2 separate regions of the Homo sapiens genome follow, and region 2 is linked to region 1. The links are chromatin contacts, found by Hi-C or POLR2A ChIA-PET in ENCODE. All regions are on one chromosome and are shown on one strand. Each heading gives the region's core, a stretch centred on a gene start or an enhancer-like site at or near the end of the contact. The rest is flanking DNA. Distances are from core to core; before and after follow the strand shown.

Region 1 (6,051 bases), core at 1,823-4,322:
TCTGTTGCCCAGGCTGGAGTGCAATGGCACGGTCTCAGCTCATTGCAAGCTCCGCCTCCTGGGTTCACGCCATTTTCCTGCCTCAGCCTCCCAAGTAGCTGGGACTACAGGCGCCCACCACCATGCCCGGCTGATTTTTTATATTTTTTTAGTAGAGACGGGTTTTCACCGTGTTAGCAAGGATGGTCTCGATCTCCTGACCTCGTGATCTACCCGCCTCGGCCTCCCAAAGTGCTGGGATTACAGGCGTGAGCCACCGCGCCCGGCCACCATTGAGTTTTCTAATAAAATTGGACCTCTCTGAGCTTTTTGGTTTCAAACTAAGCTTGATAACTTTGCTAAACTTTTTTATAGGCTGGTAAATGTGTAACTTCATCTATTTCTTTCCAAAGTTAACTACCTCCTATTTGAATTATATTGTTTGATCACAGAGCTAATCACAGCATTCAAGGGAATAAAACCCAGTTCTTAAGTAAAACTTACAGCTAAGAAATTTTGATAATAACTAATTAGTAGGCTTTGCTTGTACCCACGTGTAAGAATATGCACTATAGCAAGGTTTGTCATATATTAAAACATATACAATACACACTTTGACTCCTGCTAGGACAATACACAATTGGGTGCAGCCTTTGAACCAAGTGCCCAGGGATGGAGTGGAATGAGGCTTTACCTTTCTGTAGGTACTGTGTGCTTGCTTATCTTTTTAAATCTATCAATACAAATGTACTGCTTTATGCCAGAAGCATTTTTGATCTCTACCTATCTTGTTAAGTACTGTATCTCCTAGGGCCTAAAACAGGGAAGGCCTAGCACATAACAGGCCACAGACAAGTATTTGTCAAATGGATTAAGTTTGTTTTATGCATTCACTGGACAAATAGAAGTTAAAAAAATTCTTATTCCAAAAATCTAAAAGAATTCAAATGTTTTACAATACATAAATTCACGAGGAAGTGAAATTAGCCTCTGAGCCAAGATGTTTTTTGTGGATGATGTTATCACTTCATAGCTAATCCTTCCCCCTTGGCCTCCCAGTAACAACTGCATGAGCACGTCACACCAGAGACACATGTGTCATCAATTTCTCAGAGCTGGATCGATTATTTTTAAGCCCCTGTCCCTGCAGGAGGGCCTCCTTTTTTCCTTTCCAACTACAGCTTCAAATGTGATGTAGATGTAGTGGGATATACCCAGTCTTAGGAACCCTCAGACATCTAACAGGGCATCACTCACAGACAATGCATTCCTTTCAGAGTCTGTGTGAGTTCATCCTCTCCACCACAGGCAAGATATAGGCACCCAGCTCAGCCTGTCTCATCAAATACTTACCGAGCCCCCGTTGTGGCTGTCCATGCATACTGGACCCTGTCCTCCGGAGGAACCGCGCAATGAGAGACAGTTAATTCTCTTATCCAAGAAGGAACTGTATCAGCCAAGCTTTTATCCTTTCTTCCTTCTCCCTTTCCCCTCTGGGAAACCCTCAGCAGGCAAAAAGGATACAGCAGTCTCAACCCCAAGGAAAAGATGGTCATCAAAAGACAATTAGCTTTTCTATCTCCTAGAAACAACTGCTCTTAAGACAACCTAGCGTTTTGGAAAATGCAGCTCTGGGTGGCACCTTTCGAAGCAATAAAACATACGGCAAAATTTAAGAGGAAACAAAGAGGATTAAATACATATTTGTATTCTCAATTAAAAAAACTACGGTTCTATCATCTTAATTATGGAGTTAAACGTTAAAGAAACAAGTTTGATATCATGCCACTTTTCGTTATACTTCGAGAACGGAATGCAATAATGGTTAGTAAGAAGGAAGTAAAATGCCTGTATCAGAAGTAACAGCCCAAACCTGCTGACCAAAAATATTAACTGGGAACTAAACACCACGGTGCAGATCTCCGACATAGAAACCTGGACAGGAACACGTTTTAGGTTAGGTTTTCCAGCGTGTAAATCGGGACTCCAACACGTTTCAGCGTCCACAGCCCAATCTGACACCTTCCCTCGCACCCATCCACCACGCAATAATTTTCCTTCTGATGTGAACACGTCAAAAGTCACCTCGGGCCCCCAACTGCCCCAGATTGCTCCCGATCGCTGCAGACGCCCGGCACCCGCAGGAACTTCCCTGGCCCGGGCCGCCCGCGGCGCAGAGCATCCCGCGCGGACACTGCGCCCTCGGAAGGACACGCAGGACCGTCCAGGGCGCAGACTCGTCCCCAACGCAGTCTCCACTCCCGTGGCACAGCGTCCCCTCCCAAGGCAGCCTCCCCTGCCCGGGCCCAGCCTCATCCCGGGCGCAGCCTGCCGTCCCCCGGCGCAGCGTCCCATGCCGGGCGGAGCGTCTCCCCAGGGACATAGCCTACCGTCCCCAGGCGCAGCCTTGTTGCCAACGCAGCCTCCCGTTCCCCGGCGCAACCTTGTACCCGGGGCAGCCTCTGGTCCCCGGGCGCAGCCTCGTCCCCAGCGCAGCCTCCGATCTCCAGGGCACACCGTCCCCTCCCCAAAACGCAGTCTCGGTCCCCAGGGCGCAGCCTCGTCCCGGCGCACCTGCCCTCCCCGCGGCGCAGCGCGGCGCATCCCACGCGGACTCGGCGCCCTCGGGAGGGGACGCGGGGCCGCCCGGGCGCAGCTTCCTCCGGGAGCCGAGCGCCGGAGCAGACGGGCGACCCAGGAGGGTGGGTGCGAGGCGGTGCCGCGGCACCCTCGCTTCTCCGCGGGCGCCCTCCGCTCCCGGGACGGCCCGCAGCTCCGGCCCCACCACCAGTCCCTGCCCGGCGCTTACATAAACGCCGCCACCGCGGGGTCCGGAGCCCGCGCCCGCCCGAGCCGCCGCGGCCCCGCGCCGCCCTCACCTCAGCCGCAGCCGCGCCGCGCCTGGTCCTCCGCACGCGCGCCCCACGCTTCGGCCGCAGTCTCGCGCCGGGCGGCGCTCTGCCTCGTTGGTTGTGCGCAGCGGCGCGGCGTGGCCGTGGCCTCGCGCGGCCCGGAGCCCCGGCCGCCAACCTGGCCGCTTGGCCGCCGCTGCCGCCGCCGCCGCCGCCGCCGCCACGGCCGCCTCAGCGCCTCAGCCCCGCCGCCGGCGGCTCCGCCCCCTCCCCGCCCCCGCCGGCCCGCCGGGCGCGCGCACGCCGAGGGGGCGGGGGCGGCGCAGCGACGCCGGACGTGCGCGCGCTGGGGCGCCCGTGTCTGTCGTGGGCAGCCGGAGCTGTGGCACCTCCCTCACGACCACCTGCGGCGGACGGGCGCGGGGCCGTTGGGGCTGGAGCGCGGCCGGAGCTGAGAGACCGCGGCTGGGCGGCTCCGGAGCGTGGGGCGAGAGCGCGGGACCGGCCTGGCGTCGCGGCGCCGCCCGCCCGAGCGCGGCTGAGGAGACTCTGCCCGCCTTCGTTTTGGGGACGGGGTCTCACTGTCGCCCAGACTGGAGCGCGGTGGACCTCCGAGCTCACGCGATCCTGCCGCCTCAGCCTCCCTGGTAGCTGGGACCGCAGGCGCCCGGCGATTGGCGTTTGCGTTTTGCGGAGGTGGCGTCTCGCGGTGCTGCCCAGGCTCCCGGGCCCCCGCGCTCCTCCCTGCAGCGGGCGCTGCCCCCGCCGAGCCCCCGCCGAGCCCCCGCCGAGCCCCCGCCGAGCCCCCGCCGAGCCCCCGCCGAGCCCCCGCCGAGCCACCCCTGCTTCTCCCTCTCCCGGAGTTGCCTGGGACACGCGGGTCCCGCCGGCCCCCTCTCCCCGCCCGTCATCCTCACTGTAGACTCCGGGAGAACCAGGTCGCGGCCCAGGACCCTGGCTGGACACGGTTCCCGCCGTCTCCTGTTTAGTCCGCACTGACACTAGCAGCTGCTCCAGTTACCAACGTTTAGGTGATGGTGGTTTTGTTTGATTTTTTTTGTTTGTTTGTTTGTTTTAGGTTGATAGTAAAAGCATTTTTTTATAGCATATGCAATAGACCTACTCTTCGATTTATCTATATTTACTGACTGTTCCACAGTTATACCAAGAAATGTTTACACAGATGATGATAAGCATATGTAGAAATGCAACGTTTTCACTGACCGGAATAACCAGCTCCAGGCTGCAGTTCTCTGCACGAAGATAAAGTTTGATAGGCAAACTTGGCAGCTCCTGACCGCGGCGACCTGAGCCCAGAGGAGCAGCCGGGGGCGGTGGGCAGAGCCAGGTGTGGACAAGCGGGTGGGTCCCGCACCTGGGTGGGGGAAGCGGCAGGTTCCAGGGTCAAATTGAGGTTGTACTAGCCCTGGCCTCCAAACCTCAGGCGGCCCACTCTGCCCTCGGCCTCTTTCCTCCCTTGTAAAGTGGGGAGTAAGAGACCATCGCAAGCCAGGGATGGGGTGGCGCACACTGTGATCTCAGCCAGTCTGGAGGCTGGGGCTGGGCGGTGGGGGGGTGCGGGTCGCTTGTGTCTCAGAGCTGGAGCTGTGGTGTGCGAGGCCGAGGTCCGCGCCTATAAATGGCCGCTGCGCTCTGGCCCGGGCAACACTGAGACTCCGACTCTGGAAAACAACAAAACTTAAAAGACGAACACAGATGGAAGTTTGGGAGCCTGGTATGCGGTAAGCACTCCGCAGGTGTCAGCCGCCAGCCCGCAGTCCCGGACAGGTCAGGGGAAGGCCCGCGGTATGCAGCAGGCTGCCGGCTTCAGTCACTGCCTGGTGGAAAACAAGCCTGTCTTTGGGGCCAGCCAGCTAACAAGTGAGCCCTTCACCCCATCTGAAGGCGAAGCACCCAAAGGGGCAACCGTGGACGGCTAAATAAAAATCAAGACTCCTGGGACGCCTTCTCGGGACACATTCTTAAAGAGATACGTGCCTGAGGACGTTGTGTGTATTTCTGTGTAACAGGCCACCCCAAACCTCAGAGGGCGAAAACCTCTCTTCACTGCTCATGACTCTGTGGGCCTGCAGCTTAAGCCGGTTCAGCTGGGACGGCTTGCCTCGGCTCCATGGGGTGTCTGCTGGGCCCACTTACAGGCAGGCGCCCCGGGCAGATCCGGGCCACATGTCACCCACCCACCGCAGGCTGGCCGGGCCTCCCTCCCGTGGTGGCTGGGCTCCGTCGGCAGCAAGAAAAAGCAAATCCCCATGGTGCTTCCCTCCATCTCCCCAGGAGGGTGAGATGGCCGGGGCCTGAGTGGACGTGAGGCACCGCACAGGGGACGGGCACGGCAAGCATGGTTCATCGGGGCTGTCACTGCAGAAGTCTTCCACAGGCCTTCGCTGAGGTGCGGGTTGGTGTGGGGAATACAAGGGAACTCCCCAGAATGGAGGCTGCTTGTGCAAGTTTCAACTTGTCCTTTTTCTCCCTCCAGAGCAGCAGAGAGCGGATGGCGCCCAAGGCCGGGACCCTCTGCTGCTCCCACAGGCCTCTCAGGCGGCTCTGCAGGACCAGCCAGCAGCCTCTGATGCTCCCTTCCTATTCCATGGCTTCAGGTGCCATCCTCTCCACAGAGACGGTTTCTATTGTGACGCTCTCCCTGACTTGGAAGAATGGCACTGGGAACATTCCCCTTGGTGCTGATGTCGGGGAGGAAAGCAGTTTCCAGTCGCCTGGGGCCAGGACATGGCGTTCCCAGCTGTTGTAGAGCATGAAGCACCAGGATGCCCATTCGGGTGCCTGCTGAGATCAGGCTCTTTGAGAAGGAATCCTGTGGTCGCCTGAGGAAGTCCAAAAAAATTTCGAGGACATCTCAGCCATCCATCCCCTGTTCACTGTGGAGGTTGAACACCGGGGCTCCTGGAGGGGGGCCCTGGGTCTCCACAGAAGTGCTGGCAGCCACCATCCACTTCCTGGCCTTCCGTGCCCGCTCCACCTCTGTTCTGTTGTTTACTGTCTCCTTTGTGGGAATTATGGAATAAACAATCACTCTGGTGTCCTGGAAAATAAACCTGATGCTGGAGGGCTTGAGTGTAGGAATCCAGCTGGGCTCCCACTGTCTGCCCCAGGGTGCGGAGTTAGGCTTTGCATAAGCATGTGAGATGCCAACCGCTATGAAATGTGGTCTACACAGCACCAAAAATCCATTTCCCACGTT
Region 2 (6,051 bases), core at 1,477-3,976, 41 kb after region 1:
TGTATTTGTCTATTTTCTCTGCATTTTAGGAAATTTCTTCCTCTTTATCTTCCAGGGTGCCCATTGAATTCCAGGCTTCCCATTGAATTTGAAAATCACATTTCAAATCTCAGACTCTTTCTTGCTCTCCAGTTGCTCCTTTTCTTTGGAAAACTCCCTTCTTGTGACACAAATCTGGTATCTCCATGGACCTCTTCAAAATTCAGTTAACTATAATTTTTGAAAATTCTTCCAGCTCTAAAGCATTAAGTATCTGGGAGAACCCAGTCCCCATTCCCAACAGTGCCTGAGAGGCAATTTAGAATTGTTTAGTAGAAAAATCATGGTTTAAATTCCAACTCTGCCACTAAATAGCCTCAAACAAATCACCCCCCACCCCCAGATAACAGTTTTATTCCATGAACTTCCGAGGGGGCCACACTCATTTTTAAAAATTCAACTGCACAAGCATGTACCAAGGGCCTCTCATGCACCTGCCTCAGGGCTGGCTGCTGGGACATGAAGACGCTGAACTCGGAGGCCCAGGGCTGAGGACATCAATCAAAGGGGTAGACGTGTCACTGATAGACGACAGGGTTGGGGGAGTGTAGGACCCGCATGCCACAGCTAAGGTGTTTTAAGAATGTGCAAAACGTATCAGGGCTGAAGGGCTCAGGAGGCCTCCCAGGGAAGAGCTGCCTTGGGTACCAAGGTTGCAATGACCGGGGTGTGGCCCAACAACTCCACCGACCTCACAAGTAGTCCCTGCTGGCCACAGGACACAGGTAAATTCTCCTTCCCACAGCAAGGGCAGCAGCTTGGGGAGGCTTTTCCCTCTGAAATCCAGGAAGATGTCCCACGGCCCCTGTCTCCACGCTTCCCTCCCAGCATGGATGCCCACAGATCCTCCTGTAGCCCAGGCTCGCCCTTGAACTTCAGATGCATGCTCAGCACCCAGGGGCTCTTCCATGGAACAGCAAACCCCTCCAGGTCACCTGCCTGTGGAGGGTGGGGCAGGGCTGCTCCCACGATGAGGATCGTGACCGGGAGGGCCCCTGAGGACCCTGTGGTTGAGTTGACCCCTCCATGCTCTCTTTCCCCTTTCCCAAAGCTCTGCTCTTTGGATGTGGTCCTGGGGTTTCCAGGGGAGACATCAAGGCGGAGGAGGCCTGGCCCTGAGGTAAGAGGAGCAGGGCTGCCCGGCAGCCTGGAGCAGCCACTCAGACGTCCACCTCCTCGGAGCCACTGTGTTGCTGTTGGACTGTTAGAGACACCTTGAGCCCCCCGACCCATATGTCAGGGCTGTCTCCTGTGGGCTTGGGGCTCAGCTGATGCCACCCCGGCCTCCTGTGGCTCAGGCCGGAGTCTGGAGCCCTTCCTGACCCCTATCTTTATCTTGCACCACCTCTAATCCCCAATAAGCCCTCCCACCTCCACCTTCTGCACACCCCAGAACGCACGTCCTCCGCACCGCCTGTCCCTGAGCCACCCTGGGCCAGCCAGGCACCCGCCAGGACCCCTGCGGCCCCTCCCCGATGGTCCCTTCCCTGCCTCCCAGCTACTCAGGCCCTGAGAGTGAGAGGATGTGCGACCGTGACTCCCACCCTGGCAGGACAGAGCAGGACAGGACAGAGCAGGACAGGACAGGACAGGACAGGACAGAGCAGGATAGAGCAGGACAGGACAGAGCAGGATAGAGCAGGACAGCTTGCATCTTCCAATGTGGAGCTGTCACCTTCACTTTTAGGCAAGAGTGTTCCAGGATTGGCCCTCTCAAAAACCCAAATAATATCAAGTGTCACATTCCTGAAGCTAAAAATAAACGTGCAACCCAACATTTCCTAAGACACAAGCGTCTTAGCCAAGAACTTTTGCGGCTGCAAATCCCACTGCAAAGCACTGCTCAGACAAGAAAACAGACACTGCTCCCGAACAGGGCTGTGCATGCCAGGCTCTTGGCCACCCCGATCGCTCGTGCTAAACTTTCTTCTTCCCCGCACCGAGCCCCGCACACCCAGGGCAGTGAGTACTCAGAGGCCCATGGCATCAGCAGAACCAGCATGGTGGGCATGACCCCGTGTCCCCGCCATGCCGGCCAAGGTGCCCTCACACCCTGGGAACACCAATGTCCCTCCCAGTGGCCATGGGCCTCGTGGGTGCTGGAGCCTGCAGGTCTCGTGGCAACAGCCCGAAAATGAAACGGCAACTTTGGTTTCTGGTGGTGAACTCGGGAATTTGAGGAGAAGTTGATAAATCTTCCTGGGACTCAAAATGGAAAAATGTAAAGTGATGAATGCAAAAGGCCAGCCAAGAGACCTGGAAGCCAGGGCCAGGGCCAGGTTAGCGGGGCCACTGAGGGCCACGTGGGAGAGGACGGACAGGGAAGGACAGAAGTCAAAAAGAGAAGCAGGGGGCTTGTCTCTAAGTGACAGAGCATCTCAAGGCTCCAGATCAAAAGGGCTTCTGAGAGCAGAAAAGTTGATAATGAGAGAGAGAAAGACGGAGGGAGAGAGACAGAGATTTTTACTTTAAAGGATTTAAAATAAAGAACAAACCCGAGGAGCATGGAACGGGTGCCAGGAGCTTTATCTGCGAAGAGCAAAGCCCAGCTGCTCCGGCAGACAGGGCCGGCGGACTCGAGGGACGCCTGCAGGGATCTGAGGGGCCACCCAGGGCTCCTGCCCCAAACTCAGAATTGGCCGCTGCACAGACGAGAATAAGTCACTGGAGACAAGCTTCGGAAGCCGGGGGTGCGCGGGCCGGCCCCTCTCTGCAAGCGAGGGTCCACGGCCAGGAGAGAGGGAGGGAACCCGCGTCAGCTCTGCCACTGACGTTCCCCTCATCTGCCCCTGACGTTCCCCTGCATTTATTCAACCTTCTGCCCTGGAGAAATTCTAAGTTCCTATAAATTCAGGCCCCACTTGTTTTGCAACCACTGGCCTTGGTGACAAACAGTCCTGAAAGCTGCCCCGGGGGCAGGGCGCGGCGGCGGTGAAGCGTGTTGGGGGGCGGCCCCCCAGGAGGCAGGGTCCATGGGCTGCGGCTAGCCCATCCTGAAGGGCACCCCTGACTCTGAGCAGGGCCGGGAGGTGTGGCTGCCATCACCACAGGGCTCCCAGGGACTGCCCGGCACACTCAGGGGCACGGGGCTCAAAGAGGAATGGGCGTGGGGGGCCTTGGGGAGGGCAAAGTGCCCCAGACAACCCCTGGAGACTGGGCGGGGGTGGGCGGTGGGGGGCCCCCACACACGAGATTGGTGCCCAGAGCCACCCCCAGTCTCAGTGGGGGCCGTGTCTCGGGTCTTGGGCTCAGACATGGGGGAGACACTGGCCGGCTTGAGCCAGGCACCCGCTCTGTTCTCTGCCTGCAACTGGCCCAGAACCCACGGTGGGAAGGAGCTGAGACATGGGGGAGACACTGGCCGGCTTGAGCCAGGCACCCGCTCTGTTCTCTGCCTGCAACTGGCCCAGAACCCACGGTGGGAAGGAGCTGAGACCTGGTGCACCAGGCCCCAGGCTCCCGGACACATGGGGCCCATGTGCTACCCATGTCCATCACCCTGGGCACCAGGCGTCCTCCTGCACTGCCTTGGTTTGCCAGGACTCGGGGTGTGGAGGGACACACAGTGACACGGTGACTGAGGCTGGCGCTCTGCCCAGGAGACGTGGCGGAACCCCCTCGGCCTGGCCCCACGTGTTCCAAAGGTAGGGGTCCACACCAGCCATCGCGCCGGGCCGTGCGCACAGAAGCCATGTCCTCACCCGCCCGGCCCCGCCCCTGCCTGCCCGGCCCGTTTCCCAGCAGTTTTGTGTGCCTCCTTTCGAGCTGGAGCCCGCCTCCCCAAGACCAGCAGCAAGGGAGGCTCCAGGTGTGATTGGACAGCAGCACCTGGCACCTCGATGTCCTCCAGAGCAATTTCTGTGCGAGGTTGCAGCAGCCTTTGTGCCAGGTTGTGGATTTTTTCACAGTCTTTCCGTTCTTGTTATCAGGCATTCGTGTGTGAGAACCCCCTTCGTGGCCACCTCCGGCTCCGTTGCCAGGGTTCTAGCACAAGTGTCTCCATTTTGGTTCTGACAACTTTCACTCGGGGAAAAGCCAGCCCCCGTCTGTCACTGCAGGGGCCTGGGGCAAGGACAGGCAGTGAGGCGACGTTCCCCCAGAGCTGTGTGCACAGTGGCCGGGTTGCTCCAGCTCCTGGCAGGAGGGAGCCCGTCCTTGGAGCATCTCTCTTCTGCTATAAATACGTATTTGAGTTAGAAAATAAAACGCTTCCAACTGGGCGGCTGACCCTTCTGAGCTCAGAGCAGCCGCGTGGGGGTCCAGGCCTCCCCACCCCCCGCAGCCTGGCCGTGGCCTACTTTCCAAGCCAAAACGAAGTTCTGATGGAAAATGATTAACAAAGGAAGGATTTCTGCTTCTCTACTCCGGCTCCTGCTGGGTGGGGATGGTAATTGTGTGCCCTGTAAACTGTGGGGGAGCTCCGGGCAGGGGCCGATGAGCCCCCGCCCTGGCTGGAGCTGAGGGCACGGGTGGGTCACAGGGCTGGAGCCCTGCCTGCTGGGAAGGGCTCAGGTGCTTCTCTCCCTCCCTCTCTCCGTTCCTTCAGGTTCCACAGAGACCCTGGCCCCCAGCCTCTGACCCCGTCCTCTGAGGCTGTTCGGTTTGAGGTGGGAGAAGCCTGGTCTCATGCACCCCAACCTTCAGAGTCTCAGGCACCAGGAGCCCCAGATTCTTGGGTTCTTGCCCCTGGTGCTCAAGCGAGCTCCTTGCATACTTTAGAGAGTACTGAGGAGCCTGTGTGTCGGGGGCCCGGGCCCCAGAGGTTTAGGGGAACTGCTGTTTTCCTGTCTATCAGAAGTCTGGGGTCAGCCCCTCTTTACTCGGTACGCTCAGCCCCCATCTGGCGTCTCAGATATGTCTGCCTTATAGACAATTTCAAATAAGTTGTCCAATTTTAAATAAATGAGAGTGTTCGTGGCTTCCTTTTGCGTCTTTATGGATTTCCTGTGTTTTCCGCCATGAGTGTGGATTGTGTTCCACTGAAGGAGAAGGCGGTTTCCTGGCCCAGCACAGTCGCCTCCCCTGGGACCTCCCTGCAGGCCAGGCTGCCCCGGTGAGGTCTGCAGTTCCCTGGGAATGGCTTTGCACCCTGAGACCCTCGCAGCTGCCCCTGGTCTGCAGCACCCCGCCCTGCCCCCCCGCCCCTGGAACCCAGGACTTCCTTCTCCTCTCTCCAAACCTTCACGAACAGGAGGGGCTTCCAGGACACAAAGGGCTTTCAGGATCAGCGCGCCTATGCTGGGCATGGTGTGGCTGCACCAGCACCCCTGTGAGACGCTCAGAGACACACGGTCCCTCCAGGCCAGAATCCGATTCTGCATTTTCACAGGACTCAGTGACTCACACTTGCTGGAGCAGGAGAAGCAATGCCCTAAAAAGTTTCGGCAATTCACACATCAAAACTCTAGAGAGTTGTTGGAAGTGGGAAATGAACATTTGGGGAGAGGCTGAGATTTCAGCAAGACCTCTTGGGAACTTGCCCTTTGTAATTCTAAAGCGGCTTTGCTGGCTTCTGAATGTAAACTTGAATCGTGTGAGTTCTGATCCACTCATAACATTACCGTGCTTTATGTACTAAATGAAAGTGCAATTTGTTTGTACACTGATTACAGTTTTACCCGCTGAGTTGGCTCTTAGCTCATTTAAGCTGTTTCAAATGGAGCAGCAGCTGCCAAACCTGCAGAAATCCACCACTGATTAGCTATTGCCAATTGATGAGGAAGACAAAGACCCAGGAGGCCCACCTGCCGTGAGGGAGTTCCCCTGTGAGTCCAGGCCGGGGCTCTGTGGCCCCTGGAACCTCGGACTTCAGACGCCGGCCTGGGCTCCCACAGCGTCTGGTTTTCTCCATCAAAACTGCGCCTGGAGGGGTGAGGTGACCAGATGCAGGGGGTGGGGCAGGCGAGGAGGCGCCTGGCTAAACCCAGGTTGGGAGGAGCCTCTGCACAGCAAAGCCGGGGCTTCAGGACCCTTTGCTGGGACAGGTCCGGGAACCATCTGTGATTAGAGGGG

What was found. Hi-C counts contacts between places; a loop is a spot of excess contacts on that map. ChIA-PET counts read pairs that join two places held with the same protein, here RNA polymerase II (POLR2A). Pooled maps may share reads with other maps.
Region 2: a pooled map shows a loop between it and region 1 (1.9-fold over the local background). The contact joins the enhancer-like site here to the promoter of ADARB1 in region 1. A Hi-C loop is called at or near these places in 6 of 168 maps with a recorded cell type or tissue (aorta, dorsolateral prefrontal cortex, gastrocnemius medialis and 3 more) and 4 of 50 pooled maps. POLR2A ChIA-PET finds 5 or more read pairs at or near these places in 3 of 52 experiments (Caco-2, WTC11 and naive thymus-derived CD4-positive, alpha-beta T cell).

The regions. Positions count from the first base shown.
Region 1 is chr21:45,071,601-45,077,651 of GRCh38, reverse strand. It overlaps ADARB1 (adenosine deaminase RNA specific B1), which reads right to left and starts at 3,072. Exons shown (of 11, transcript NM_001112.4): 1 at 2,859-3,072. LOC105372836 (a long non-coding RNA gene) reads left to right here and starts at 3,911. Exons shown (of 5, transcript XR_937796.3): 1 at 3,911-4,179. It also overlaps the pseudogene SSR4P1. RefSeq lists silencers at 3,119-3,318, 3,339-3,428.
Region 2 is chr21:45,030,144-45,036,194 of GRCh38, reverse strand. No RefSeq gene overlaps it. Among named protein-coding and RNA genes, the nearest start is that of PICSAR, 28 kb to the right of the region's middle. RefSeq lists an enhancer at 4,302-4,969. Within about 2 kb of position 2,726, at least 12 of the 41 ENCODE cell types and tissues checked have a DNase peak (open chromatin) inside an H3K27ac peak, as active enhancers do; they include gastrocnemius medialis and heart left ventricle, where a contact is called at or near this core.